2 separate regions of the Mus musculus genome follow, and region 1 is linked to region 2. A link is a loop called in an ENCODE intact Hi-C map of the cell type or tissue named here. Cell type or tissue: heart. All regions are shown on one strand. Each heading gives the region's core, and the rest is flanking DNA. Links, peaks and the distances in the headings are about the cores only.

Region 1 (15,230 bases), core at 5,931-10,930, 91 kb before region 2:
GCTAAGTCACTCTCTTACACGGGAATTTACCATCACCAAGGAAGAAGGAAGTTTCAGACCAAAGGAGAAACCAGAATAGATACTTAAAACTGTAGCAGAGTTACACCCATACACACGTATTTACAATGGCCTAAGGGGAAGGTGGACTATACAAGAGACTAAAATAGGAACTATGGCAAGGGCACGAAGCCCTTGACCCTGGCTTCTAAGATTAGTGAATCTTGGGTAGAGCCCTTGTTGATCCCAGCTGTTATCAATAAATTCTATCCCAGGTGGTTCCTGTTAGACCTTTTGTGTTTGCATTCCTCTGTTTTATGTAAGATTCCAGTTACCTCAATTGTACCTTGCGAATATGTCACCCAACTTCCTTATTGTCCTCTGCATAAAAAGTCTGATGCTTGATTTAAAAATTACACTCAGATTTCACACGAATTCTCCTGTGTGTGTCTGTTTGTCGCTCATCCATGCTTTGCCCACCCGCATCGAGAGACCCCATTCCACGCAGACACAGGGACCCAGAGGGTCTGCGGCAGTCCTCTAGTGTTAACTGCTAAGCCATCCCTCTAGCCCCTCTTTATTACTTTTTCTGAAGCATGCTAATTAAAAATTTAAAAAATTTTGCTGGGCACCATGTAATAAACCTTTAATCCCAACACTCAAGGAGCAGAAGACAGGTGGATCTCTGTAAGCTCAAGGCCAATCTGGTCTATACAATGAGTTCCAGGTCAGCTAGGGCTACACAGTAAGACCCTGACAGAAACCCAAACCCAAACCAAACAAGAACAAAATTAACCATAAGCATTTTTTTCAAAACTAATCATTAAAAAAAAAATCAAATCACAAAAACATAATGTAAGAGCTGAAGCAATGGCTAAACAGTTAAGAATATTTGCTGCTTTTATAAGGGACTTGGGTTTGGCTCCCAGCTTCCACATGGTGACTGTCACTAACTCTGTTCCAGGGGAATCTGATACCATATTCCTTGAGCACTAGGCACATACACACATGCAAGCCAAAACACTCATACATATAAAAAGTAAATATTAAAACAAAACCCCAGGATAATTTCCATTTTTCCACATAGAAAGGCTTTCCTTGGAGCTAACTGTAGAGTCCATTTTCCAGCTGCCAAGGAAAGAAGTCCACTGCCATCATGAGTACACATCTAATCTAGCACTGCGACAACACTGTGAAAACTGAGATGGGTTCTGCTGTCAAAGAAACAATATCCCTTTTGAAGACCATGATCTAGTTTAGTTAGCAGTGCTAGTTAGTTAGCAGAAAGGTACTGAGGATTCGAGGGGATAGAGGTTGTGGGGGAGAGACTGCACGTCCCAGACAACAGGCACTTCTGAGAGCCAGGCACTTCAACACTTGTCAGCATTCACTGCTGCCTCTGGAGAGGCCACTGGGTGACTAAAACCCCTTGGTCTATGTGGGACTGTGAAAGGCAGCCTATTTTGGTTGAATGGGGCTTGCTCTGGTGACCCAGTACAGAACTCTACATGAGACGGAAAATCGAGCCATGTCCCCAGAGCCAGGTGCCTGACACCACAGAGCCTCCAACTCCATAATTCTATGACTATCGACTAGTCATACAAAGTCCCAAGCTTCTGGCATTCTGGCTAGACTTCACCCCCACAGTTACCTGACAACAGCAAGATAGCCCAGCCAACTATAAGAGGGGCTGCTTGGCCCTTCCTTGCTCTCTTTAGGCCTCACCTTTCTTACTCTCTAGCCCTCCTTCTCTCTCTCTCCCTTCTCCCCTCTCTCCACGTGGCTATGGCCAGCCTCTCTGTCCTTCCTTCTACCTTTTCTCCTTCTCCCTGCCTTTCTACAATAAAGCTCTAAAACCATAGACTGTCTCTGCTCATCAAGACCCGCCGTGCTTGAACGATGGGATAGGCTTTCCCCTAACAAGCCACCTCTAACCTCCCATCAGAAGGCCTTCCTATGCTGCAGCCACGGACCAAGGACTCTCACACTCTCACACCTGTGTGGGAACCATCAAGTGCCCTCTCCCCCTGCCTTCTCCTCCCTTCGGCCTGGTGCTGACTGAGCCGCCCAGGGCCCAGCTCTTTTGCGGTATCCAGCGTGGGATGCCCTAGGACTGTCCCCTGTCCCCCACCCCCACTCCCACTCCCGCCGAGGCTTCCCTCAGCCAGACACCCACCCGGGGCCCATGGAAAGCGTGTGGCAGTCCTCCCACATCTAGAGCACCGGAACTTTGGCGGGACACAGGTTCTCTCCCGTTTCTCCTACACCCACGGCCCCACAGGCTTATGTGTTCTAGAACCCTGGACTAATGACAAATATGTATCAGAAGTCCCCAGCTCCCCTTCTAAAAAGCTTAATGCCCATAGAGACCTTTGACCCTATAGAATTAAGTAGCACCAAACTCAACAGCAGCACCTGGCCATAGAGGAGCCATCATGCCTCTGGCCATGCTATCCTCTGCCTGCTGGGGTCCCAGTGTATCCCCCTCATCACTTGTGAGTCAGTGAAACATGATGATGTTTATTCTTCACATGGACAGTGGGTAGGGTAGTCTTGAGTGTTTATTTGGCGGCACAGCTCTTCCCTGGCAGCTACCAAATTGGACTTAATGCTGCTCCAAGCTCATGTACCAACTGGGGTCCAGGTGCAGTCTCCTCAGGAAAATGGATGGTCTGTTTTGTTTTTCTTTAAACAAAACAAAACCCCAAACTTAAATCTTCTAGGTGGTACTGGCGCATACCTTTAATTCCAGCACTCACTTGAGAAGCAGAGACAGACAGATCTCTCAATTTAAGGCCAGCTCCGTCTGCAGAGTAAGTTCCAGAGATAGTCAGGGCTACACAAAGAAACCCTGTCTTGGAAAAAATAAACCCACATACCCATACCCACCCACCAAAAAACCACCTTAATTTAAAATTTAAATGATGTGTAGGAACCAGGTCGGGGACACACATCTTTAATCCCAACTACTACTGGAAGGCAGAGGCAGGTGGATTTTTGAGTTTGAGGCTAGCCTGGTCTATATAGTGAGCCCAGCTAGGGCTACATAGTGACCCTGTCTCAAAACAAAAAACTAAACAAAAATTTTTTATGTCTGTGTGTATGCTGTGCATGTGAATATAGCTGCCCTCCCAGGCCAGAAGCATGAGGTCTTCTGAACCTGAGGTTGGTGGGAGTTTCAGGTGGTTGTGAGCCATAGGATGTGAGCGCTCAGAATCAAACTTGGGTTCTTTTTTTTTTTTTTTTTTGGAGACAAGGTTTCTCTGTAGCCCTGGCTGTGATCCACATGCATCTGTCTCCTGAATTATGGGATTAAAGGTGTGCACCACCACACCTGGCATGCTTTTTAAATTTTTTAAAAATGTATTCACATCATGTGTTTGTGTGCTTTGTTTGCATGCATGTAAGTAAGGCCAGAAGAGGGTGTTGGAGCCCCTATAACCATACTATAAACAGTTGTGAGGCACCATATGGCTGCTTGGAACCAAATGCAAGTCTTCTTGCAAAAGCTGCAGTGCTCTTAACTGCTGAGCCATCTCTCTAGTTCCCCATGTAACTTTGGAGATACTGTTTTTTCTACTGTTGCCAACGATCTACTCATTGCTCCTTGCCTTGACTCTATTTCTCCTAAGTGCTAGGTAAATCCCGACCAATTGAGAGCTACATCTCCAGCTTTTTTAATACAATAATGCCAATAATGATGACAACAATGGCCTCCTCAAAGACGACATCGGTCTTGTTATGTAGCCCACGCTGGCCCTGAATTCATGGTGATTTTTCTGCTTCCCCCTCATCAGGATTACAGGCAAGCGTCATTACGCTGGCTTTAATAATTTCACCATGGTCTCATTCCTCAATGACTTAAGAAAATGATCTTAGACACATTTAAACTTTCTACCTATTTAGCAGGAACTGGACATATGTTAACAAGCCACAGGTATGTATCAGCAGCTTCCAGTTTTCATAATCTAATCTGAAACCATGATCTAAGCTCTCTTTCATGTCCCTAAGTATCAGCCTCTTTAACATGGCAATATGATGAAGTACTGTGTTCCAGAATGGAAAGGCACTCTTGATACTGTGAAAGAGCCAACAGCCAGCTTAAGCCAGGCATCACTACCCTCTGCACAAGGCGGCAGAAAAGAAACTACACGTCTTCTATCTGGAAATGAAGTAGGGTGTGGGCTGTGGCCTCCCTACAGGATTATCACAGGAACAGTACATCTGAGAGCAAGGGCCAGCTCCAGAACATCAATTAATCATCAGCTCAGCAGTTCCTGTAAGCAGCCTGCCTGTTTGTTTTACCAAACCTCATTTTAAAATAGCAATCCTGTTGCTGTTGTACCCAACACCATGGCATAATTTAGGAAAGGTATCATTAGCCTAGCAAGCACAATTTATTACAACTACCACTTACAATCAATTAAAAACAAACAGCACCAAGAGCTGACTGTGCCTATCATGACGGCTAAAAGTGACCAGTGGGCTGGCAAATGGGTGGAGACCAGGATACTGTATAGTAGAGCAAGACCATTTGACTTGGGCCTGAGATCATACAGAGAATAGGCTGGGGGCTCAAGCAGAGTCCCACATAGATACACCAGAATCCAGTAGGGCATGCCAGGGTCATCACAAACACAGAAAGAAAATTCTAGGGTGACTAGTTCACACCTGCCAGCAGACTTACTAGTAGTGGCTGATATGCACTATGTCAATTTACCAGAGATTGAGGCACCCTGCCTACCATTAAGTCTCCAAAGAACCCTTCTTTATTAAAGCATACTTCAACAAGAAGCCTTCCATCTTTTAAATAGCCCTTCTGGTTTCAAATATCTTCTCTGGGGGCTGGAGAGAGGTGGATCTGCGTAGCCAATCTAGCTATAACAACAAGTTTCAGATTCAGTGAGATCTGGTCTTAGAAAGTAAGAACAGCCAATGAGAGAAAGATGCCTGATTATTAACCTCTGGTCTCTGCATAGGCAAGTGTACACACACACACACACACACACACACACACACACTGCATAGGCAAGTGTACACACACACACACACACACACACACACACAGAAAAAAAGAAAAGAGAGTAGTCAATGTCATTATTTCAAATATCTGAACAACTGTCATCTAGAATAGTCTTGTTTCAATGGCTCTAGGGAGCAGAGCATGACTAAGAATAGAAATTACAGGATGGCAAATATTCTCTCAATACATAAAATAACTACTAATAGCCATGGATGTCATTTAAAGAATGATCCAGAACTTTTTATTTCCCTTGTTAGTGGATAACCATCTGTATGGGATGCTGTTTAAGATTAGTATCTGACCCAGGGAGGTGGTACCCAACAATATCATGATAATGAGCTGTGTGCTCAGAATGAGGCCCAGGTGCACAGTGCTGGCTATGCTTCTGTAGTGGAGCCTTCACAGTAGCTCCATAAGGCAGGCTGCCTTCAGTTCTACTGTAGCGATAAGAATGCTGAAGTTAATGGACACAGTGCACATGAAAGGTAGAGGGAGAGCTTCCACAGACATGGTCTTCATTGACCCACTAGCTTTTACCATTTTTGATTGGGTATTTTGTGAACACTCTGCAGTTGTTGTTTTTTTAAAAATGAAGCCAGCATTAAGAGCAGGGGAGGGGGCTGGAGAGATGGTTCAGTGGTTAAGAGCGCTGGCTACTCTTCCAGAGGTCCTGAGTTCAATTCCCGGGAACCACATGGTGGCTCACAACCATCTGTAATGGGATCTGATACTCTCTTCTGGTGTGTCTGAAACAGCCACAGTGTACTCACATGCATAAAATAAATAAACCTTAAAAAGGGGGGGGGGAGGGGAGGGAGCTTGTATAAAACAGGCTACAGCATTCTGGTTTGCTTCGGAGAGGAACAATACATTTTCAAATGTGGCTCTAGAAAGTGGCCTCTCTACTACCTAAGTTTAGGTCTCTCTTCTACCTAAATTTCTTGAGTACCAATAAAACTCATACAATACACACAAAACAAAAAGATGCTTTTAGGCAGATATGTTGTTGAGGAATTTTGTGACTGCTCTAAAAAAATTATTAAATTGTATATATGCACTTGAGTGTAGGTGACCTGAGGTCAGGTGTTGGATCCCCTGGAGCTCTAGTTATGAATAGGTCTGAGCTACCAATGTGGGTGCTGGAAACAAATCTAGGTCATCTAGGAAAAAAAAAAAAAAAGCTTACTCCAACCACCATTTAAGCATTCTCTCTGGCCACCCACCATTGCTTTTTCTATGTAAACAAGCCCTTAGCTGCTACTGAATTTTTAACCATGGTCATATATGATATTAATAAAAAGATAAAAATAAAAAACTAAAAAAAGGAAGGAAGGAAGGAAAGAAGGAAAGGAGGGAGGGCGGGGAAGGGAGGAGACAAAGAGTGGGCAAACAAACTGGGTATGGTAATCTACACAGTGAGACCCTGTCTCAACCACTGCTCACCCTCCAAAACAGACAAAAGCCAGATCAACTTCTTAGAGAATTTACTATTGTTTTTTGTCCTCTTGACTATGACCAAGTGTGACATGAGCTTACTAAGTGTGCACATGACAGGCAAGTTACTTTGCAGAGCCTTTAGTATTGGTCAGAACTAGTCTCACTATGAATGGCTCATTTTTACTCTTCAACCATCCAGATCCCTGGAGAGGCTGGGGGCACAATGTCTCACAGAAGCCTGAAAACTGAGGAGGAGAACTGGCTCTTGGACATTTTCCCCAATCCCAGAGACATGTTTTTTTTTCTACATAGCCTTGGCTAGCATAGAACTCACAGAGATCCACATACCTCTACTTCCTGAGTGCTGAAATTAAGGGCAAGTGCCACCAAGCCCAGCTTTCTGAGCAAAAATTTTAAAAAATATTTATTTATTTATTATATGTAAGTATACTGTAGCTGTCTTCAGACATTCCAGAAGAGGCATCCGATTTCGTTACAGATGGTTGTGAGCCACCATGTAGTTGCTGGGATTTGAACTCAGGACCTTTGGAAGAGCAGTCAGTGCTCTTAACCCCTGAGCCATCTCACCAGCCCATCTGAGCAAATTTTAATATTCAAATGAGCTTTTCTCTTCACACTGGCAGACTTTTTGACCAAAAAGTCCTTCTCTAAGGCCAGCAGGCTGCACCACTGTTTCTGTGTAACCACCACCCTGTTCCTCTGATTTCCCTTTTAGCAGTGAATCAATACTTCTTCCAAGGCAAACCTGGAGCTGCTTATGCTTTTACTTTCTATATTTGGATGTAAAAAATCAGCACTTTAGCTTTTTTTTTTTTTTTTTTAAAGTAACTGGTACTGTTAGCAATGTTAAAACACTCTACCCAGACAGGATGGACAGCAAGCAATCCAGTGGACTTTCCCAGAGGCTTCAGAAGGCATGGCATAACCCATTCACATAATCTATGATGTATCTGGGCACCACAGTAGCTTTTCCTTCAGGACACATGCTCACAGTCTGCCACTGCTGCAACTTTTGCAGAATGTAAATGTGCAGCTGTGCAGTGCCATCACTTCACCAAACATGATACAGGGTGTTGAGGGTCAATGTGCTGAATCCCATTCTCTGGGTAATGAAGGTTCAGGCCCTATCTTAGCAGAGTGGTTTGTGTTTGATCCTGTGTTTAGAATAGCTATTACCCTAATGCAGCACTAATAGGTGCTCACTGCTGGGATATTATGCCTGGTCTAGCTGTTTCCATAGTGTGCATTCTTCTTTGTGTCTGAGATATCCCACAACAGGTGGCACTGCTTTCAGGGCTTAGCCAAATTCATGGCCTCTTGGATACACTCACCCTTCCTAGTTAACCTATGTGGGTCTTAAGACATAATAACCGACTCCAAAGGGTAGTCCAGGGCTTGTTGCGGACAAGGTTTCTTGGTTTTGATCAGTGATGCTGAGTGACCTGCCTGCCCTCCCAATTGCCCACAGCCTCACCTCAGATCTGTATCTGAAAAGTGGGGAAACTACAGGAACTCCATGTTGGGGCTGTTTTGCCTATATTGCCCACAAGAGTATCAGCATTGAGCCTTGCTTTTAAGAGTGGTGCACTCAGGAACGTAGGGTGGCAGCACCTGCCAGCATTATCCCACTACTACCACCAAGACACCGACCCCTTGGAGTCTGGAAACCTGAAGTCGGAAATGTGATGATCTACTACAGTAAGATGGAGGGATGAGAATGAAGGATAGACAGATACTAACAGGTCTTAGGCTAGATGGGACAGGCAGCCAGGTATATAAAGAAGACACTCTCCTAGGTCAGGCGGCTGTTGTCATGACCCTGCTTTTCTTGCATGTCAAAAGATCCACTATCTGTTCACTTAGGGCAGGGCAGCCAGTCTGTGTGTTCCCAACACACAGGGGGCTGGGGCAGCCAAGACAGCTAGGCAGAATGGCCTGTTGAAACTATGCTGGGGACTTGGGCTGACACCCAGACTATTTCTGTCTTGGATGGAAGGCAGGGTTACTTGGTGAAACATGCTTGACTTCTCTTTGGCTGCTGGGCTCTTCAGGCAGCATGCCAGGGCATGCTGTTCTGATCATGCAGGGCACCTGGTCCCGAGGAAATCCTTTAGCATGGCAAAGCTACGAGCTAAATGAATTCCATTTATCTGGATCATGAAAGAGCTGGCAAGATGACCACCTGGCTATGTGGCAGTGAGGACTTTTTGGAATGCAAGTGACTTGTGCTTGCTTCACTTACAAGGAAGCAGGAGGGTGTTAAGGGATGTGTATGCGAAGGTATACAAAAAAAAGCACCTTATGGGGGGGTGGGTATGGGGGACCTTTGGGATAGCATTGAAAATGTAAACGAGGAAAATACCTAATTAAAAAAAAAAACCTTAGAACTGGAGGTGATATTAAGTCATACAGACCCCTCCAACTACATTTTATGAAATTACACACCTTATATTCTAGTATCTTAACAGCAATGGAAAGGGTACTTGGGAGGTGATCATTTGCAGTGGGTCTGCTGGTTGTGTCCAGTCTTGGACTTACCTACTCTAGGATGCAGTATACCTGGAGGCATCTCTTAGGCAAGGAGTCCCATGAGAAGCAACTCCAGAGCACAAGCCCAGTGGCTTCAAGCAGCTCATCTTGAGGCTCTCCCAAATAGCTCTGTTGCACCCAGTGAGGTGTGTAGCCTTCCTGGGTTAGAGCGAGCTCTGTCTAGTCCAAGACACAATCACGGCACAGAAGGAAGGTCTGCAATGTTGCTGTGGGCAGCCAGTGTCCAAAGAACTCTGGGATTTTTGATTTTTATTGTAAAAAGGGACTAGTGTGCCTTTGAGGTTAACACTGCCCAGCTCATAGGAGATTAGCTAATGTATGATGAAGCTAGTCTTCAAGGAAAAAGACTATGTTGATGAGGATCAGGTCCTTCTCCGTGCACTTTTCAGCACAAGGTTATGGCCTCTAGCCTCCTTGTGGGTCCCCTTGGATTGGAAGAAGCCCAACTCCAAGGTAGAGCTCGGCAGGGCACTCTAACACGTGCCTGATACACAGCTTCTAAATGCTCTGGAAATTTCCTGCTAACTCTGAAAGGTAGAGTCAGAACTGGAAGTGCATGCTGGATGATGTCATGTTGTCAGAGTGGTGCTGACATCTGCAGGAGGCAGGCCCTCAAGCACAGAGGGGCTGGGATGCCGGGAACAAACTCCAATGCTATCTGGCCCAATTCCACTTGCCTGTAAGGCTCCAGGGCTCTACCTGATGTGTTTCTTCTGGCTTCTTGAAAATACCAATCATTGGATGCTAGGAAGACAATGGCTCTGGATTTGAGTCCTAGGCCTGGTCTCTTTCTGGACCTGGTTTTCCTACCATGGCAGTGGAAGTGACAGCTCCCAGGGATGGGAGGAAGAACAGAATGAGAATTAGGAAACCCAGAGTCTGGCAGGCGAACTCCAAATCAGCACCTGGCTGTGCTGTCCCTTGAACACCCATAGGTGCTATTTTGTCTCATGCAACAGTCAAGGAAATGGGCACCTAGAGGAGTGGAGGAACTTGCTCAGAGCTACTCTGGCCATGTTGCCTGCAGATGCTGCACTGGCACCTTGTTCACCAAAGACACTGTGCTGTGTGCTAGGTCCAAATAAAGTGCTTTCCCAACTGGATTAGGCAATCTGGGAGTTCACCAACAGCTGGGAGGAGTCAGTTCAGGCATTAGTTGGCCTTTTGTCCTGCTGTCCCCCATCACGGTGACACTATAGATTGCTTGGTTAGTTATAGAGCTGAAAATATTTGCATGTCCGAACTCTTAGCAGCTATTTTCCTTTTAACAGCTTGGTGGAATTTTTTGGAAAAAAAAAAAAAATTAGTTCCAGGAAGAACTGGGTTGGTCTTTTCTGAATAGTGCATCACATTCTCAAGTGCTCCCTAATGCTGGACAGCTATTTCTCAAGATCATGTGAAACGCAGTGCAGGAGTGTGCTACTGAGGGGGAGATAAACTGAAGCTAACCTAAACTCCAACACTGACAGATGAGAGGTACAGATACTCGATTTGATTCTTTTACACGGAGGTGAGATGTGAGATGTAAAGCCAAGGGTGAATTTGGTACTTTGCTCAAATAGCTACTGGTCCCTACTACCCATGCTTGTTGTCAGTATACTTAGTCACCATGTATTTAGAAGGATGGAGCTTAGGGATAGGACTCAGCACCACAGAGGCTGGCTGTAGTAACTTGGGGCCCACATCAGGTGATTGGGACTCCACTAGGCTATCAGAGAGCTGTGAAGAACAAACTACAATTCACAGGCTCAGTCACCCTGAACCCTCCGCTGGGGCTTTACTGATATAACACTATGCCCTTTCACCTTTGAAGGCAAGGATCTTTGGTAGGTATGTCACAAATACTTTGGACAGACAGTATGATGGTTCATCTCCATTGCCAGCTTGACTGGGTTTACCATCACCTAGACAACAGGTCTCAGGGTGCATCTGTGAAGATGCTTCCAGACAGGCTTAACTGAGGTTGGAAAGAACCACTGTGAACGTGGCTGACAGAGGAAAACGGAAAAGGCAAGCTGAGTGTTATCCCTGGACACAATGAAAGCAGCTATATTCCTCACTATGCCTTCAAACTGGGAGCCAAAATAAGCCTTTTCCTCCTTAAATTGCTTTTGTTGCAGTAATGAGAAAAGGAGCTAATATGGACAGTGCCTCTGGAGGGGAAACACCTGATGAAGGATATAAACATGCTGTTAAGTGTATACAGCATGAAATCTCCATGGTGAATTTCAGGTTCAGATCTCCAGAATTCACCCAATACACTTAACTGAAAACATCCCAAGGTAAAATATATGTAATTGTAGTTTTCCAAATGAAAAGTGGCAGGGGTCTGAAAATCTGCCATCCCCTAATCTTGCTCTGCACTACACTGGGGACCCCATATATCAAATGCTTAATTAAACTCCAAAGATAGCACCACAGCAGCAACACGTTGTAGCATTCAAAGATGGAACAAGGAACTAAACTTGTATGAAACAAAAATGGAGCACTGCCTGAGGACAAACCTAACCCTGAGGATGAAGGAGCTGGCTGGCACCTAGAAATCACATGCATTCTTCCCTTATCCCCATACCAAAGACATAGGGCATTTGTTCCCACTCAGATACTGAAAGCTTGTTTAGGACCTTAGTATTATATGCACTTCTCCTTTTCTATGTACACATTCCACATTTCCATGGCTAAATGGAGCTTTTGAGGGATGGGGTCTTTTGAGGGTTTTACACTATTCATTCATTTATAACCATTTACTAGAGTCTTGTGCACTTGGCTTGAAAGAAACAATGCTGAAGACCCAGTGTCTTCCCTTGAGGAACTAAGGGTCTATTGAGGAAGCAAACAATCAGGGTCCAGTGCATAGAGTGCTTGTAGAGAAAGGTGCAGGGCACACAGACAGACAGACGGTTCAGTTGGGCTCTGGCTTGGAGGACAAGCCAGAGAAGGGTTCCAGGGAGGATTTTTGAGGAATGGTAGCAGTTCTGATCATGATCTGAAGTTTGGGGTGAATGAAGAAAACATCAAGAGGCAAGGCTAGACAACACCAGACTCTGTATGCAACAGCATTCACCTTTGTCCAGGATGATGGAGAACACTAACAGGGGAAGTTGATATGGGCTCCACTGGCTTTACAAAGACAACTCAGTACTGTGGATAAGCAGCTGGCAAGATGAGAAAGCACTCACTAAGATGTTATGCTAGTAAGTCAGGGAGAGAATGAGACTAAGCTGGAGGCAGGGACCAGACTCAGGAAGGAACAGGAAGACAGCAGAACTCACTGACAAGAGTTGACAGCTGTTGGAATCATTCCCTAGGTAAATCAACCTAAGGCAGGACAGCAACTTCTTCCACAGAATATCCCCTCAAAACACCAACACCAACACCTTTTCTTTCTTGCTTGCTTGTTTTCTTTTTTTTTGGTTTTTCGAGACAGGGTTTCTCTGTGTAGCCCTGGCTGTCCTGGAACTCACTCTGTAGACCAGGCTGGCCTCGAACTCAGAAATCCGCCTGCCTCTGCCTCCCAAGTGCTGGGATTAAAGGCGTGCGCCACAACTGCCCGGCAACAACACCTTTTCAAAACCTATCTTCTCAATAGAAATGATGGGAAAGCGAGAGGAAAAAGACCAATCTCTTTCCCAAGGAAATCTTTAATAGACCTTTAATAAGAGTACAAGCCGCAGCATCCTGATGTATGACCTTTCTAAGACTCCAAGGAACCTAAGGAAGAGTCTGTAAAGCCCTGAGGAACCCCAGGTGCTGCAGGCTGACCTTCAAAGGATAACAGCAGTACATCTCCTGCTTTGTACCAGTCTACCCTTCTTTCTTGAAAGATGTTCCCTCCTTCTGTCAGAGAATGGAACTTCCCTCTAGGCAAGCATCCACCTAGACATGCCTATTTCCTTCCTGACATTCCTATCATGGAAGGTCTGCAGGTGCTTGGACACTGGGTAAACATTCAACACCAGCTCCTCTCTAATGCTCTCAACAGTCACCTCTTCATTGAAGGCTGGCCTTATGATATTCTCTGCATTGGCAACACCTTGTTTGAACTCAACAGGATGCATTTTCAGATGGACTATTAAACTTATTACCCTTACAAAGAAAAGTAAGATAACTAAAAACATGTGAGACAAGGAAAATAGCACAAAAACAGCAAGAACACACTGAGAGATGGTAGAGTCTGCCTGTAATCTCAGCACTTAGGAGGCCAAGTTGGGGGATCCTGAGTTTGAGGCCAACCTGGCTGCAGAGCTAATGCCTTATTGAGAAACAGAAACAAGAACACACCTTCATGAAATGTTTAAAATACACTAAACAAACCAATTCCCAGACTGCATAAACAAACCCATTCCCAGACTGCATAGATGCTTTGTGAAAAAAGGGAAATCACACATTAAAGTACTGCTGAAAGATGTAATAGGAGGGCTGGAGACATGACTCAGCTGGTACTGAATTCACCTATGCATGAGACCCCAGGGCCAATCCTTGGCTCCATATAAATGGCAGCAGATGATCATTCTCTAGAGCGTGTCATGCTCAATGCCAGCCTGGGCTACATGAGAATCCACCTCAAAGGAAGAGGCAAGCACACTTTTGACCTAAGATTCTCCTAGGTGGTGTCCCTCAGGGTGTTATGTGTCACCCTATTTAGTTTTTAACCCCCAGCACCAAACAGAAACCAATGAACAACAGGTTATTAGTTGCTATTTTAAGACTGTAAGAATGAAACACCATGAAGACACAAAATGTTTGGGGGGGGGGGTAGGGTGGAGTGGGGGGGATAAGGGAATGGAAATTGAGTTGAAAATAATTTTATAGCACATTTTAAAATAAAAATTTAGGAGCTATGATTTTGATATAAAAAGAAAGTAACAGCAGTGAGATAAGACAAATCTTAGAAAATACTTGTGTTACTTCATAATCTTTATTAAGTTTGTATTTGTGTGTACACGCACATGTGTGTGTACATGGCATAATACATATGTGTTTGGAGGAAAACTTTGAGGAGTCGGCTCTCTCCTTCTACCATGTGGGTCTTGAAGGTGGAACTATGGGAGTCAGCCTTGGCAGCAAGTGCCTTTATTGGTTGAGTGATCTCACTGGCTAGAAATGACTCAATATTAAAGATTTACTACTCATGTCAAAGGTTGTGCATGCCTTTAACTTGAGCACTCAGGAGGTGGAGGCAGGTGGATCCCTATGAGTTCTAGGCTAACCTGATCAACATAATGAGTTCCAGGCCAGCCAGGGATTTTATGGAGACCATGTCTCAAAATACACACACACACACACACACACACACACACACCCCACAATACTACAAGAAAAACAACACAGAACCAAGTTTTATTATTCAAAGGGGCTGGTGAGATGGCTGAATGGTTAAGTGTGCTGGATGTTCTTCTAGAGGACTTAGAGATTCAATTCCCAGCACCTTGCAAAGATCTGTGATTCCAGTTCCAGGTGACCTGATACCCTCTCTGGCAACCGTGGGCACCAGGAATACAAATGGTGTACAGATATATACATGTATGCAAAACACCCATACACAAAGATTAAAAAATAAAAATAGAGATTTACCATTCTTTATAGTAATTGTTAAAAAGATGTACTGGAAGGCCATCTAGAGGTAATATTATGACAGCTAAAAGTACATATGAAGGAGGATGAAGTATATTTGATTTATGCTTTGCATTTTGAGAAGCTGCCCCAGAACTTGTCACAATGTTCCCTTGGAGTACTGGGATCACAGATGTGTGCCCTCATGCCTAGCTAAGGTTGTTGTCTTCTCCAAGTCTCTGTGGCTCTGGTTTGTACTCAGTACATGTTGGCACATGCTCATTTCTGTCTTCTGAAGAGACTGCCACACTGCTTGAAACAGAACCAAACACAACCAGGTAGAGACTCCTTCTCTAACACAGCCCCAGTGCTTGTTCTGCTGAACTGAGTCTGCTCCATTGAGCGAATACTACAGAGGGTCAGTGGGAGCTTGACACCATTGGTGCACACTCAGTTTATCTGGGTTATCTAGGAGTCTCTGCCATAGTCACAGGTTCACAAAACAAACTAAAAACTAAATATATAATAATCTCACCTAATGGTGATATGGTAGGATACACAATGGCACTTAATAAGTAGAGTATCAGGACTGATGAGATTGCTCTGTGGGTAAAAGTGCCTGCTACATGAATTAGTAAATTGAGTTTGA
Region 2 (15,230 bases), core at 4,283-9,282:
TGTATTAAAAGTTAAATAGAAATAAACTTTTGGGAAGATGAACATGAATGATTTGTTTGCACTTCTTAATACCAGCAATTTAAGTACTATTCAGACCATTGCTATTTGAGAGCCTAGGTCAACAATGACTCAGCTTGAAAAATTCCCTACCATTTTATAAAAGAGGTGTAAGCTGAGTTATGTAGCTAGTACAATCTGGAGACACCCCCCCCCCCCATGTTATAAACTAATTTCCATATGAATGGCTTAGAAAGTGGTAGTATTTACTTTCCATTGAAAAAAAGTATCCACAAAGGTAAGCCCAGGAAAAGCCGGATCTCAATTCTGTTTTAGTACATGACAAGGACAAGAGGGGGATCCTAGCACAGCCCCAGGTACTGAGCACTAGGCCACAGCTCTTCCAACACAGTTTGTTCTACTGAATAGAGTCTACCATCAGGGTTGGACTTCAGTCTTCAGACAGGGATATCCAACCCAGTGGAAAAGCAAGCTGTCCCCAATCCTAATTAATTAAGATATGGCCTTGACAGAAGGCAGGCCCTGCTCTTGTGTCTAATGATCTTGAAGCAGAAGCCTGCCATGTGACCCCAGGCAAGCCTTTTACTTTCCCACCTGCAAAGACTGCACTGATATTCTAGACTAGACTACAAAACTCCAGGGCCCAACATGCTATTTCTGCTAGTCACCTTCCATATACAAGCAAATAATCTTTGGGGTTTGTGAGAGGTAGATAATTTAAATAAGTGAAGTAAATGATTGATCAAAAGTCACATGGATTGGATAAATTACACCAGATGTGATAGTGCATACCTGCAATTCAAGAATTTTGGAGACAGAAGCAGAGAGATGACTCAAAAGCTACCCTCAGGTATATATCCAGATAGAGACCTGCCTGGGCTTTGTGAGAGCCTGTCTCGAAAAAATAAAAGTAAATGAACAAATGACACTGTCTAGATTGCCTGGTAGCAAACGACAGTCCTACAAAATCACAACAGCCTGCAAGAGGATCAACACCTTTCAAGAGACCACATCAGACCAAGGTTATCTTGCCCACCTCTAGCTATAATGATCTAATCTGCTGTATTGTCTCAGGAAGACTGTCCACATACACAGGCATGAGGCTACAACCTGGCACTAACTATGCAACCTAAACACTTTCCAAGTGTCCTTTTCCAAAAGTCACTCACTATTCGGGCCAGATACCTTCACCGATCTGTCTGGTATGAAGAATGAGAGTTTCTGACTTATTTGTCCTGAGGCATCATCAAGACAATTAAAAAAAAGAAGGCGATGGGCAAGGAAAAGGAGACATGAGCACAAAGAAAGGTTAGTTTTAAAGGGGGAAGGAGGAGGCTAAGAAAGGACTCTTATTGGGCTAGTTCTAAAAATCTAGACAGGCTAAGAGCCCTTACAGACATGCTAGTGCACTGAAAAAAGTCATCTGCTGCCATCACTTGCTTCACACTCCGCCCCAACTGGCAAAGGAACTGCCCCATAAGGCCAAGGCTACCACCTCACATTTCTGTAGCACCCAATTCCATCACGAAAGCAAATGTCAATTCTGGGAGTGGAGCCTTCACTACCATCAGAGAAGTCTGACAGTCCTGAAACATTAGTTCCCAGCTTAGAAGGAAAAACAGCTCTTTGTTCTTTCTGTCACTCCTCTTCCTATTATGTGAACTCAGTTTTGATGCAGAACTTTTTAGGCTGCCAGTGTCGGGAAGACTCTGGAAACACACGTTGTAGTGGTGCCGAGCACACAGTTGTTCCTGTTCTTAAGTAGGTGTCAGCTCCAAATAAGAATGAAAAAATAAGACAACTATTTGTACTGACTTGGAGAACACAAACTCTAAAATAAATACTGGAAATTGTGACATGAGACCAAAGAAACACCATTAGAAACAAACCAAAGTGTCACACAGCATCAAAATCCCCACTGTTCTTCTCAAAGCTTAAAGTCCTATAGCTCAGTGGCAGAACAAGCCTAGCAACAATGTTCAAGACACCAACTTCCAACCACACAACACAGAACTGAAAGGAAAGAAACAGGACCAGAACCCAGAAAACCTACAGTCCTATAAAGCTAGGAGAGGCACACAGATCCATTACGCACAGTCCCCCCATGTTCTTGTATACAAATACCCTAACATTGGATGAGTCAATGATCTAATTCTGTAGCTGACAGAGAAGACTTTTTATTTCGAATGTGTTCACACAGAACTATTTCTAAGCAGGTGCTGAAATAAACAGTCTGATCATAGCTCAGTTAAGAAAGAAAGTCCTTCCAGTAAATGTGCCTTCACAGCTGAATAGCTGTCTTAATATGCAATTGCCCGAGGCCATAAGGAAGAAAACCACGATAACAACAACAACAACAACAACAACAACAACAACAACAAAAGGCTTTTGATTTAGATTAACTCAAGAAACAGAATAAACCTACAATACACCAAAGGTCCTCCCCTCCCAGGGTAAAGAACAATATGATCAGATAGCTCTTTTGTAAAAAGCTACCTCTACTTCTGGATTAATTTCCTGAACCCCCACCACAAAATCATTAAAGGAACTTAAGAAACACAGGGTTAGAAAAGGTAAGAAAAGCACAGTTCACAGACAACAATCCCAAATGCACTTCTATCAGCCAGTTCTTGGCAGCCCTCTCCAACTCTACCCAACCAGGCCCCTTATAAAGTCTGGGGGCTGTCAGAACTCACCAGTGGTTCCCTGCACAGGCGCACTGGGCTCCTATGGCTGGGAGTGCTGGCTATACTAGAGGGCAGAAATCTGAGTGACACTTGGCACTCTTCCTTTCAACAACCACCACAAAATGCTTTCCAAACCCAGGCTATCACCATTTTGAAGACCAGGAAGCTAAAGCCTTCCAGGGGGCATAGGTGCAAAAGGAAGAAACCCACTGGGTCTAACCCAACCCCCAAAGATCACAGCATTAACCAAGAAGGCAAGACTACAGCTTCTGAAGACTAGAGCCCGTAAACACCAAATGTGGCCTCAGCAACCCCTGGGACATGCAAAACTTGAGAACTCAAATTTCCTTGGCCTGGAGTAAAACAAGAATATGACTTTTCAGCTGATGAAAAACCAAAAATAAACAAAAAAATACAAACTCATGAATGCTTCTGGGGGGAGGGTAGGGGCATACTGGTGTGTGGTGTGGAGGTGGAAGAGTGTAGAGCCTACAACTCGCTACAACTGCTCAGAGAGGCAAGGAGGGAAATGAGAAGAATAAAGAGTCAGGAGCAGCTGCAGTCCCCTTTCCCAAGGGCACAAAGCTGTGAGGCCCAGAGAGGGAGCAAAGAGAACATAAATGGGGCAATAGATGAATCCTATCCACCATCACTAACCTTGATGAGAGTCAGAAAAATGGGGAGACACTCCCAAGACTGCAGAGAGCTGCAACCAATCAATCCCTACCTCTGTAACAGATCTCAGGAGGACTTTGGAGGATAAAATTCAAAACACTCAGGACTCACAGAGAATCTGCAGCCTGGATCAGTGCCTAGAGTACCTCGGCTCAGTCTATCCTGGAAAATGCTGAGAGATGTATAGGACAGGGGTGTCCTCAATGGAGAACTTGTTGGTGGTGGGTGGGAAACCCTGAGAAGCAGGTGTGATGTGAGTTAAGTATTAGAAAGGGAGCCTGACAGGGTTGAGGAAAAAGGCAGAAAGCCACGAGGGAGAAAGGCAAGAAGCAAAAGAGGAAAGGAACTGAGAAACGGGTATCAAAAGAAAATGAACATCTAAACAAGAATTTGTAGACTCCAAGAAAGGGGAGACGGGGATAATAAGAAAGGAATGATACCTTCAGGTTAGAACTAAGGAAAAGGACTTAAAAGGAGGTGGAGGCAGAACAAGACAGGATCGGAGAATGAACAAAAAAAAAATCCAGTGAAAGGCTGAATGGGGGGGATGGAGGACTTAGAATTAAGAAGGACCAAACATAGAACACAAGGAGACTGGTGTTGAAGATGATCACTTTGACAGGGACAGCAACAGTAAAGTTCAAGACGATTCAAAACTATGTAGACAAATGGACAGCTCCAAAAGAGAGGAAAGAGCACCAAATAAAGAGAATGAAGGGGAAAAGCCGGTAGAAGAAAAGGGCAGAATGGGCAGCGTGTGAAGGATCAGGGTCAGAGTCATCTAAAGTGCAGAGAAACACCAGGAGCAAGGAAGACATAGGCAGCAAGTCCTAGGTGTAGATGAACTTACTGGTGATGGGTTTGTGGGGAGAGAGAGCAAATGAATGAAGCAGAGCAGAGGGGCATTGAAATAAAGGTGGGAAAGAGAGGAAACTCAACGAGAATAGAGGTGCAGAGAGAGTACAACTGAGTAGTCAGGGTTAGGGCAGAGGTCTGCTAAAGGAAATGGCAAAAATGAGACACCCTAAGGGACAGAAAAGGGGGTAAAAAGAAGAGGGCAAAAAGCCAGGCACCACAGGGGAGTGCATGCAAGATCAGAGCGCCTGCACAGGGGCAGAGTTGGCAGGCAGAAGGGTCTGGAAAAGAGGACAGGGTCTGAATGGCAAAATGGGAGCAAGCACTGAGAAGGGAAGGAAGCGAGCAAGGCGCATCAGAATCTGAGAACCGTAGGAGAAGGAGCTTAGGGACATCCTAGGAGGTGCAGAAGGTTCAGTGTTGCGACCCGGCAAAATATGGGGCAGTTGGGCCCAAATACAAGGAGGAATTATGTCCAAAGCCAAGACCGGGAGGGCAGTAGAGCAGTGCCTGTATCAACAGACCAATACGGATCTCCACGGAGGTGGAACCGCAGGTCCTAAAGGGACAGCTCCTGGGGATGCAAGATGTTCTACCGCAGGGATAATAACAGTAAATAGGCCAAAGAAGGAGAATGGGGATTTCCTCCCAAAAGTGATGCTAGCAGAAAACAGGTAAGGTAGAAGGGCCACGGATATTCAAAGTGAGCGTCAGAGGGGATACTGAGGGGTCAATGAGGAGGTAGACTGTCCCAGGAGCACAGCCGACTCCAGGAGGTGGCGAAGTAGGTATGACTGGGGGTCGGGGTGGGGGAGGAAGTGGGAAAGAAGACGGCTCAGAATTGGGAGTCGGGTATCTCGAGTGGAGGCTGAGAGACACCGAGATCCTTCACCGGGTTTGGTGGGGCGTGTGTGGAGGCAGACGCCGGGATTGCAGGGCTGCGGGGACACTAGCGAATAGGAAGGGCAAGGCGGGCCGCGCGGGCCGGGCCCGGGCATGCAGCGGCCGGGACGCGGGGACCGCGGGGCGCTGGGGGGGGCGCTCCCACCCCTCCCCCTCCGGCTCCTCCATTGTTCGCGGGCTCCGGGCCCCGCGGTCCCCGCCTTTCCCCCCACCCTTGGATCCCGCAGCGGGGCGGCGCCCGGCGCCTCGCCCGTCCCCACATTCCCCTCCGCCAGCTACGAGACACTTACCAGTCTCGGGGGCGCACTCAGCGCGGCCCCGGCCTCCGCGATCCCAGCCGCAGCGACGGCGGGCCCGGCGCCATGTTCCCCTAGCGACTCGTTCCTGAGGCGGCTGAGGCGGCGGTGGCGGCTCCGGCGGCGGGGGGCCGGGCGGACCCTCCCTCGCGGGCTCCCTCCTCCGCCTCCTCCACCTCCTCCTCCCGCCGCGCCGCGGCTCTCCCTCGGGGCGGGGGGCGGGGAGGGGAAGGGGGGAGGGGCGGGAACCAGGGGGAGGGCGGACCAGCCTCGCTCGCTCGCTCGTTCCCTCCCTCCCGCGCAATGGCGGCGGCGGCGGCGGCGGCGGCAGCGGCGTTGTCGCCTCCTTCCTGCGGCCGCCGCGGCCGTGCGCGTACTGGAGACCCTCTCGCAAGTGCGCGTGCGTTTCTGAGGGGCGAGAGATGCTGGGGCTGGGGTTGGGAAGTGGATAACGGCCCTGTGGGCCGAGCGCACCGCGAGGACCGTAGGCCGGGAGGACAGGCACGCGCGGACACCGAGGGCGCGAGTGCGCGTGCGCGCCTGAGGAAAACGCCGCTACCTCAGCGGCTGCGGCGCCAGATTTACACAGCGCGAGGACGGACACCCGCGAACTGGCACAGGAGGGCGCGGGGTGGGCTGAGTGCGCGTGCGCAGAGACGGCTGCAGCCTGCGAAGCCACCGAAGGGAGGGAGGAGCCCGCAAGGGGGGCGCGCACGGCGTCGCGCGTTCCAGGCTGCAGTACCCGCCGCCCCTCCCCACACCGCGCCGGCTCCAAGAGAAAGCCATCTCTGAGAGGCTTGGCCCGGCTCGTGAGGGCGGGGACTTAGGGCTCCATCCCGCTCGCGCGGGACCTCACTAACCAATGGAAGGCAGAGGGAGGTGGGTTCGCCTCCTGGAGCCGCAGCTTCGGGATAACGGAGGGGGTTGGGGGGACAGACGTAACGTGGGGTGGCGAGGCGGGGCTGTGAAGGAGGGAGCGTACCCAGCGAGTGAACCAATTGGGCGAGGGAAGGGGGCGTGGTCCTTCACAGCCCAACCCAGGCTCGCCGTTGGCCAGCCCAAAAGAGTGGGCGGGGACAGGGGGCACGTGCTCTTTCCCGGGCGCTGAAGAAAAACCTGTGGGCCAGGCGCGTTGATACAAGTTACTGGTGATTTCTCCCAGTGCTTGGTCTCGGGCAGAGGAAGGACAGGCCCTGCATTGCAGCCCTAGTCTCCCAAGTCAGCATCGGGCAAATGACAGCAAACCACATGTCACTTTGGGTGCTTGCAGGGGGAATGGTGATGTAAGAGGGCTCCCCTCTAACTCTGTATTCCTCTGGGAGCCCTCCGGAAGGATGGATTGTGAAAGACAGGCTTTCCCGGCGCCTCACAGAGTGTGGAATGCCTGAAGGAAGCACGTGTTTCCGATCCAGCCTTGCACTTCTTTCCAGGCTTTTCATCTGTAAAGTGGGATAACAATACTGAACTCCAAAGGGTCGCTTGGAGAATCGAATGAGGTATAATAGGCCCTATGGCCACGATTCATGGTGGGAATCCTCGAACTACTAGAACCCAGTAAAATATGGGCGATCTCCCTTATACATTAATATCTATAATAGCTGATGGATTACTCTTAGCAGAGGATTACCCACAACAATAGAAAAACGATGAATATATATTACGCTGTAATAAGAGAAATGTGGATGTGACCCTCCTAGCCACCGGTAACTGAAACATCAGAAAGCAACAGGGGAGTTAAGAGGGAACTACTGTGTCTCTAAATGAGGGTGGGGTGTAAAGGAGTGACCTACACGTATTGAGTACGCAGTAAGCATTGCTAAATAAAATTACATGGGCTCGACCAAATCCAGCAGCCAGAACTTCATGAAGTCAAAAAGGTCATGCTGTGGGTGATATTCCTGGAGTCTGCTTTAAGGTGGTTAAGGCAGCCAGTATGTATGTCTCTTTTGGCTCTCTACAAAGGCAAGAAGGAAAAATCAATATCATAAAATTTTACAGTGGAAACACAGTAATGAATTTTCATATTCTGAAAAAAAAGTTTACATGTGCTCAAATTTTAAAACACCCCAACAAATGAAGCCTCTCATTAAAGTTTGTTAGGAGGGCAGGTTCTTGTGGTGTGGGCTGAAGAGATCAACAGTTAAAAGTGGGTTCCTCTCCCATCTATAAAGATCATTACTTGGGGCTGAGGACAGAAGTCATTGGTAGAATGCTTGCATAAATACACAAGGCATTCGGTTCCATCCTAAGCACAGAGTGTCTGGAGTAAACTAAAGTTAATTTTGTTTTCTGTTTTTTGAGACAGGGTTTCTCTGTGTAGCCCTGGCTGTCCTGGAACTTGCTTTGTAGGCCAGGCTGGGCTTGAACTCAGAGAGATCTGCCTCTCCCTTCCAAGTGTTGGGATTAAAGGCATTTGCCACCATGCCTGGCTAAAGATAATTTCCATTAACATTTTTCTCACTAGCTATCCTGGCTGCCCTGGAATTTACTATGTAGCTTAGATTGGAATTGAATGTGTGACTGTGTCTGCCTCTGCTTCCTGAGTGTTGGAAAAGAATGATGTTGGAGTTGCACAAAAGAACACAAGAACAAAGCAAAAATAACTCAACCAGACAGTTTATCATTATTACTATTATTATTGGTTTGCAAACTCAGTGTTTGCAGGGAGGTGTAAAGATGGATCAGAGGTTAAGACCACTGGCAGTTCTTCAAAGACTCAGGTTATATTCCAGCTCACAACTGCCTGAAATTCCAGTTCCAGGGAAAATGATGCCCTCTCCTGGTCTCCCCAGAAACTGCACAGGCATGCGAGCAAAAACACCCATGTCTGTAAAAATAAATTTCAAGAAAAATGTGTCTGTGTGTGCGTATCAAAACCCAAACTCAACTATTGAACATACATGGCTGAGATGGCTTTTGTCTTTTATTATTGATGGAGGTAGCAACTTTGTCTTATCCCATTGATGGGAACTCGAATTCTCAATTTGACTCGATTGGCTGGCTGATCAACTAGGTAAAGGGAAAGAGGAAAATTTTAAGAAAAATGGACCTTTGTTGGACTAACTCTTTTGGATAGAAAAGGAATCCCATTCTCACATGAGTGCATGTATTACCACAACAGAGTCCAGAAAACTATAATACCCTTCCAAGGCAGAGGAATGCCGTGGTGCTTAAGAGCACCGATGCCCTTCCAAAGGACCCGAGTTTGATATCTAGCACCCACGTGGTGGCTCACAATCATCTGTAACTACAATTCCAGAGGCTCTGATGCCCTCTTAGCCTCCACTGGCACCAAGCACAAATGTGGTACACAGATATATAGGCAGGCAAACACCTCATTCACATAAAATAAAAACAAAACCCTACCAAATCCACTCTTGGGAAATATGTGAACAGACAGTATCTCACTTTGACCTCAGGTTTTTCCTTTTTGAAGTCTGCCACCTTTTCTTCTCAGGTTGAAGTCACTCTCTCAGAATAGCCGGATCCTGGAGCTTCACAGATGAGAACACTGGGCAAGGGTTGTAGTTCAGCTCCTAGAGTGCCTATCTAGCCTGTCCTGGATTCAGTCACCAGCACCACATAAATGGGGTGTGATGACACACAGTGGGAATCCTGTAATAACAGCCCTTTGGAGGTAGAGGCAGGAGGATAGGAAGATCAAGATCAACCTTGGCTACATTGTTAGTTCCAAGCCAGCACAGGCTACATGGACTCTGGTTTCACCAATAATAATAATAGGAAGAACAACAAGAAAAGGCCAAATATAAGTAGATGTTAATGAGTAATTAAATAGGAAACAAAAAGAATAGCTGGCATTCAATCTAATGGTAGTCAAAAAGGCAAAGTCCTTGTCTGCTCACTCTTGTGCTTTCAGATGTCTCTCAAGCTGGGTCAGGGAGCTGGCCCCTCTAGTATCCCAAAGAACCTGGGTATCACAGAGAGAGGGGCGGGGAGGAGAGAGAGGAGGATTTGCCTGTCTCTGCCTCTAGAGTTCTAGAATAAAAGGCATTTGCAACCGCAGCCTGGCTATTCCTATCTCTTAATTCTTTCCTATCGCTTAAGAGCGCAGATCTAGCACTCCCACAATCACCATAGATGTCACCAACAGGTCTAAGCACAAGGGAGAGGGCTCAGGAAGTGTTTGGTTGTTGTTGTTGGGTGAAGGCACCATCCGGCAAGGCCTTCCCAGCTCTGCAATTCTTTCCAGGACTTAAGTAGGCGAATGGTAGCTGAGTAAGCCAACGACAGGAAGCAGGCTTCCCTTGGGGCAGCCACCCCCGCGCACCCGGCCCCCCTTCACTCCAGGATAAACAAACATCCGACTAAACAATTAGCTGACAGAGACAAGAACGGGCTGCCGGGCTGCTGGGTTGGATCTCTATCAAGATTTCCCAAGCATAGCCCTGGAGGCCCGAGTAGCTGGAGGTCACTTCCACCAGAATGCTAGGAACCAAACGCGCTTCAGGTCTGGACGCGAATTGCAGAAATGGATGGTGGCGGCGGGGGGATTGACACGACCACAAAAGTTTTGCATAAAAATTGGCGATGCTCGGACGTATTCAGTCCCTATTCCGGAGAATTAAAGAGAGGGTCGGAACCAGGGCTGATCCTGACCAAGAGGTCGATGATCCTACAGCGCCGTCTACCCGCGGAGCCGAGAAAGCCGGTTCTCGCTAAAGCTGCGGGAGAATACTGCCAGTGATGATCTTCCTTCCTCCACTGGCCAGAAAGGCAGCCTATGATGAGGAAGGGACAAGAAGCCAGGGGTGCTCGCAATCACAGCAGAATCACAGCTCTCCAGGAAGGACTCAAGACATCTAGTGTACAGTACGCCAAATTTTGTTGGAAGGATTCACGATGAACCTATTTCTATAAATTTGTAAAATTAGCATAATCCCAGCACTTAAGAGGGAGAGGCAGGAGGACTGGGAGAATTCGCGGCCAGATTGATCTTTGACTTGCAATAGTCTGGGTACTCAAAGGCAGCACAGGAAACAGAGAAATCCTGCCTCAGAAAGCAAAAGAGAGCAGGGAAAATGAAATAAATTTCATGTAAATTTGAGTAAAGCACAGATCTCAGCTTGTTTGCCTGTTTGCTTTTGGTGCGGGACAGGTAAAAGGCAAGCTCTCTACCAATGAGAGAGGTTTTTGTTTTGTGTCCCTCCCCCCACCCCACCCCCACCCCCACCCCCACCCCCGCCCCCAGGCAGAATTTTACCAAGTTGTTTAGGCTGGTCAGTCTATACAGTTCTTTCAGGCTTGAATTTTCAGTCTTCCTGCTTCAGCCTCTGCTGATGCTGGAGTTAACAGGTTTTGGCCACCCAGCTTTATTTTGTTTGAGATGGAGTATTTTGTAGCAAAGGCTACCTCAGACTCACTATGCAGCCAACACTGGCCTTCAGCTCCTGATCCTCCTGCCTTAAGCTCTCAAGTAGTGGGATTACGGGTGTACATGTCCAGCCATCCTAGCCTGTAAATAACAGAACAGTGTGAGATCATCTCTCAGATGCCTCTTAAGAGAGAACTCTTATGCTAATCACCATGGCAACTCTTATAAAAACTTTGTTTGTTTGTTTGTTTGTTTAAGATAGGGTTTTATTGTGTACCTCTGGCTATCCTAGAACTCATTCCATAGATCAGACACTGGCCTTGAATTCAGAAATCCTCCTGCCTTTGCCTGTTGGAATTTAAGGTGTGTGCCATCATCATCCAACATAAAGAAGAAAACGTTTAGTTGGGGCTGGCTTACAGGTCAGAAGTTTAGTCCATTGCCATCATGGTGGGAAACATAAGGATGTGCAGGCAGACATGATGCTGGAGAGTTTTACATCTGGATCAACAGACAGCAGGGAGAGAGAAACAGTGGGTCCAGCTTGGGCTTTTAGGGACCTCTAAGCCCAGCCCCAGTGACACACCAACTCCAACAAGGCCACACCTCCTAGTAGTGCTATTCCCTTTAGGTTTATGGGGGGCATTTTCATTCTAACCACCACAAGTACTAAATGTAAATGGATCCGCCTGTAAATACTCTCACACATAACTCTGTTGTATAGCAGTTTCCTCAGAGTTTGAAACATTTCATTCTGAATGGAAACAAAATAGCTTCAGGAAGTCCCTGAAACTGACCGGATTCACTAGGTCTCTCTCTCCCAGAGTACTAAAAGAAGACTGAGAGAGACCAGCTGTCTAGGAGAGGCAGGATCCAGCAGAGGTGCTTGGAAGAGGTTTAGACCAATGTATTGAGCAGCCTGCAGGTTGTGCAGTGTGCTTTAGGGTCTCAGCTTTTGTGACCTGTCACCCATGCTGGGGTGGGCTTTGATGATAAATTTCTGCTCCTGAAAGTAACCTCTCACCTATAGTCCTGTAAGTAATTTCAATAAAATTCATGGTTCATTAAGTTGGACTTTGGTATATCTATACTTTGGTCTCCCATGAATCCCTATGTGGGGTGGATAGATGTGTGTGTTGCCTCTCCCCAGGAAATGTTTTGTCATACAAGTTCAGCCTTCTGAGTCTTAAGTGTTTGTGAGATCCAACCCTGATACTCTGTGTTAGGATAGAACATTGGTTCTCATGGTCATGCTGCCAGATTCTTGTTAAGAGTGTATCATCTTTGCCACATATAAAAATAAAAGCCTATAATTCCAGCGGATAGGAGGCTGAGGCAGGATTAAGAGATTCGTCAGACCAGGGGTTAGAGATATGCCTCCTTGGTCTTAGAGCACTTGTTGCTTTTGGCAGAGAACCTGAGTTCAGGCCTCAGTGTCGGGCTGCATGCCTGCCTGGCTGCTGGAATGCCAGTGGTGCTCCAGGAAGACAGGATGCATGGAATGAAGACAAGGATCTCTAGCCAGGCCAGAAGGAAAGGTTCCGAGGCGCTCTGGAATGACCTGAACGGCCAAAGAAGTACAGCTCTCCGAGGGGAAACCTAGGCAGGGCAGGCAGCCAGCTCTGTTTCATTATTGTGGCAGCCTCAGTGCTAGTGGCAGCTGTGGACAACCAGACGAGCTGCTGTGGACAGCCAGAAGCTGGAGCCAGAGCCACTAAGCCACTAAAACAGCAAACAGCAGCCAGTGGAGCAAGCCTGGCCTGCTGAGTGGAGCTGAGGTCCAGCAATGAATGCTTTGGGAGAAAAAACTCTTACCTAGAGTGTTACAGCGCAATAAAACAGCCACCCTCGGGTGATTCTTGGTGAAATAACGTATGCACTTTATTCCATGTTGATAGGGACCATTTTGATAGGGATGTTATAAATAAGCATTTGGGGATAGAGTGGGATCCAGGGGTAGATCCCTTGGCTCAGTCTGAGGTGTTAGGAATGCTTTATTTGCATGGGGAAGGACTTCAGGTGTTGTCCCTAAGTGACTGATTGTCACGGCCCTCTCGGTGGGGTGTGGTGGTTTCATGTTCCAGGACAGGTAGTGAGAGACCAAATCTTTCAAGTTCAGACTCCCATTTTAGAGAACCTGGCCTAAGTTTAAACTCGGGCAAACTAACAGGCCGGTACCTAGCATTAGTTTTCAAGTTACCCCCAACAACCCGAGCTTAGCTTGAGTCTCTAGGCTAACCTCCAACAAGATCAGCATCTCCAGGTTATTTCCTCAACGAACCAGCACCCCCAGGTTACAAGCCTGCCCCCTGTCTAATGACCAAGAAAACAGAGGAAAGCAGAAATTAAATTTATCATATGACTCCCAGCACCAGCCAATTATGTTAAAGGCCACAGTAACTTCTCAATTAGATGCTTACACACTTATCTCACTGGCCCACCCCAGCCCTTGCTACTTACTATAAAGCCTTGTCCGGATAGATGCTTGGAGCTCCTCATCACCAAAAACCGTCCTCCATGACAGCAGGGCACCGAGGGGCCGGAGCTAGCTCAAATGAAGTAAGAAGGCCCTACTGTGATTCCATCAGATCGGCTCCTATCTGTTCTTTGGGGATCACGTACATTTCCCTGGCACTACAGCAGCACCTGGCCAGTAGCTGGTTCCAACGCATGCCATTTTCAATTATGAGATTTACCGGGGATTTTGAACCTGCACCAACCTTACCAGTTCTGTCTGGTGGCCCCACACCCCAGCACTTACATGGTGGCTTACAACCATCCCTAACTCCAATTCCAGGGAATCCAATACCCTCCTCTGGCCAGGACTGTACACGGTGCACATACGTACGTACATGCAAACAAAAGACGCATGCACTTAAATCCTTGACAGAAGAGAGATCTATGTTAGCTCATTCTGTGCAATGAGATGCTATTACAAAAAACAATGAAACATCGATGAATAAGTTAATGAATGAAGTTACTGTTCAAAGAGCAAGTTTGATATATCTTCCCAAGGGAGTTTTACAGAATGGGTGCTCCAACTGACTTCTTTCAAGGTAAGTGTCCGTGTAGGTGGGTGCCATGGCATGCCTGTAGATGCCAGAGGACAACTTGGAAGTCAATTGTTTCCTTGTTGAAGGGGTTCCAGGAATTGAACTCGGGTCCCTGGGCTTGTGTGGCTAGCACTTTCTCTAGATAAGCTCTCTTACTTGCCTCACTCATTGTTTTGTTTTAGGGTCTTGAGAAGAGTCTCAGAATGGACAGGCTTGAAGTCACTATGGAGCTGTACTTTGTACTTTGGTTGTCTCGACTCCGTCTCCCTCGTGCTGGGATTACAGGCATGTACCACCATGCTCAGCTCTAATTAATGTGCCCTTACAAAGTCATTGAAGACTTTTAGGGCTGGGGACCTAACTTTCTTGATAGAATGCTCGCCTACCATGCCTGAAGTCCTGGTGGGCCACACCTCTAATCTTGACCCTTAGGAGTTACTGGCAGGAAGGTCAAAAGTTCAAAGTCATTTTTCACTACGTATTGAGTTCCAGTCAGCCTGGGATACATGAGACCCTGTCGAGAACAAAAGGGGTGGGGGAGGGGAGGGAAGCAAGGGAGGGGGAAAGGGGAAATTTCACTTGCTCCAGAATTTCTCAAACACTTCCTATTGGCCATTTTCCCCTTTTTTTATTTTATGTGTTTGGGTGTTTTGCCTAATGTATGTCTGTGCACCTTGTATATGCCTGCTGTCTAGAGGGGCCAGAAGGGTGTGTTGGATCCTCTGGAACTAGAGCTGGCACAGGGGTACTGGGAATTGAACCCCAGGTTCTCTGGAAGACCAGTCAATGTTCCCAACCACTGAGCCATCTCTCCAGACCCCAAAGTCAACCTGAACAGTTTGCTACTTTGTTTGTTAGACAAGGTCTTTTGCTGGTCTGGAACTCTCACCAAGTAGACAGACTAGACCAGTAGCAGGCCAGTTTTCCATGGCTAATCTTGGTTGTAACCTCAATTGAGCAATGCCTTATCAGATTGACCTGTGGCCAAGTCTGCAGGGCATTATCTTGATTGCTAATTGATGTGGGAGGGCTCAGCCACTGCAGGTGGTGTCACTCCAGATGGGGTTGGGGGATGGGGGTGGAGACTAAGCTATATAAGGAACCTAGCCTTCTGGGAGCCTGGAAGCAACCCAGTAGGCAGCATTCTTCAAAGGTCTCTGCTTTAGTCCCTCTGTCCAGGCTCTAGCCTTGAGGCCCTCCTTGGCCTCCTTTTAACAGTTGACCTGTAAGCTGAATTACACCTTTCCTCCCCAACTTGCCTTTTTTTTTAAATTAGATATTTTCTTAGTTTACATTTCAAATATTATCCCCTTTCCTAGTTTCCTCTCTGAAAATCCCCTATTCCCCCCCCCTACTCCCCCTGCTCCCCAACCCACCCACTCCCACTTCCTGGCCCTGGCTTTCCCCTATA

What was found. Hi-C counts contacts between places; a loop is a spot of excess contacts. Peaks named below come from ENCODE experiments on the same cell type or tissue, not always from the same donor. Only the 100,000 strongest peaks of a DNase experiment are listed, where the experiment ranks them.
Region 1: it touches region 2 in a loop (2.8-fold over the local background); 7 of 42 quality-filtered maps call a loop at or near these places.

What each region holds. Positions count from the first base shown.
Region 1 is chr7:16,516,027-16,531,256 of GRCm38, forward strand. The region is part of intron 3 of Arhgap35 (Rho GTPase activating protein 35); the gene reads right to left. Among named protein-coding and RNA genes, the nearest start is that of Npas1, 47 kb to the left of the region's middle. In heart, for the core only: no CTCF peak of the experiment used is centred there; DNase peaks (open chromatin) are centred at 8,455 and 9,635.
Region 2 is chr7:16,609,044-16,624,273 of GRCm38, forward strand. Arhgap35 (Rho GTPase activating protein 35) reads right to left here and starts at 5,950. Exons shown (of 7, transcript NM_172739.4): 1 at 5,429-5,950. It overlaps Gm29443 (predicted gene 29443), which reads left to right and starts at 4,781. Exons shown (of 3, transcript NR_136928.1): 1 at 4,781-4,909; 2 at 14,002-14,104. In heart, for the core only: a CTCF peak has its summit at 8,223 (motif pointing left); DNase peaks (open chromatin) are centred at 4,518, 5,598 and 6,268; H3K4me3 peaks cover 2,723 bases; H3K27ac peaks cover 2,542 bases.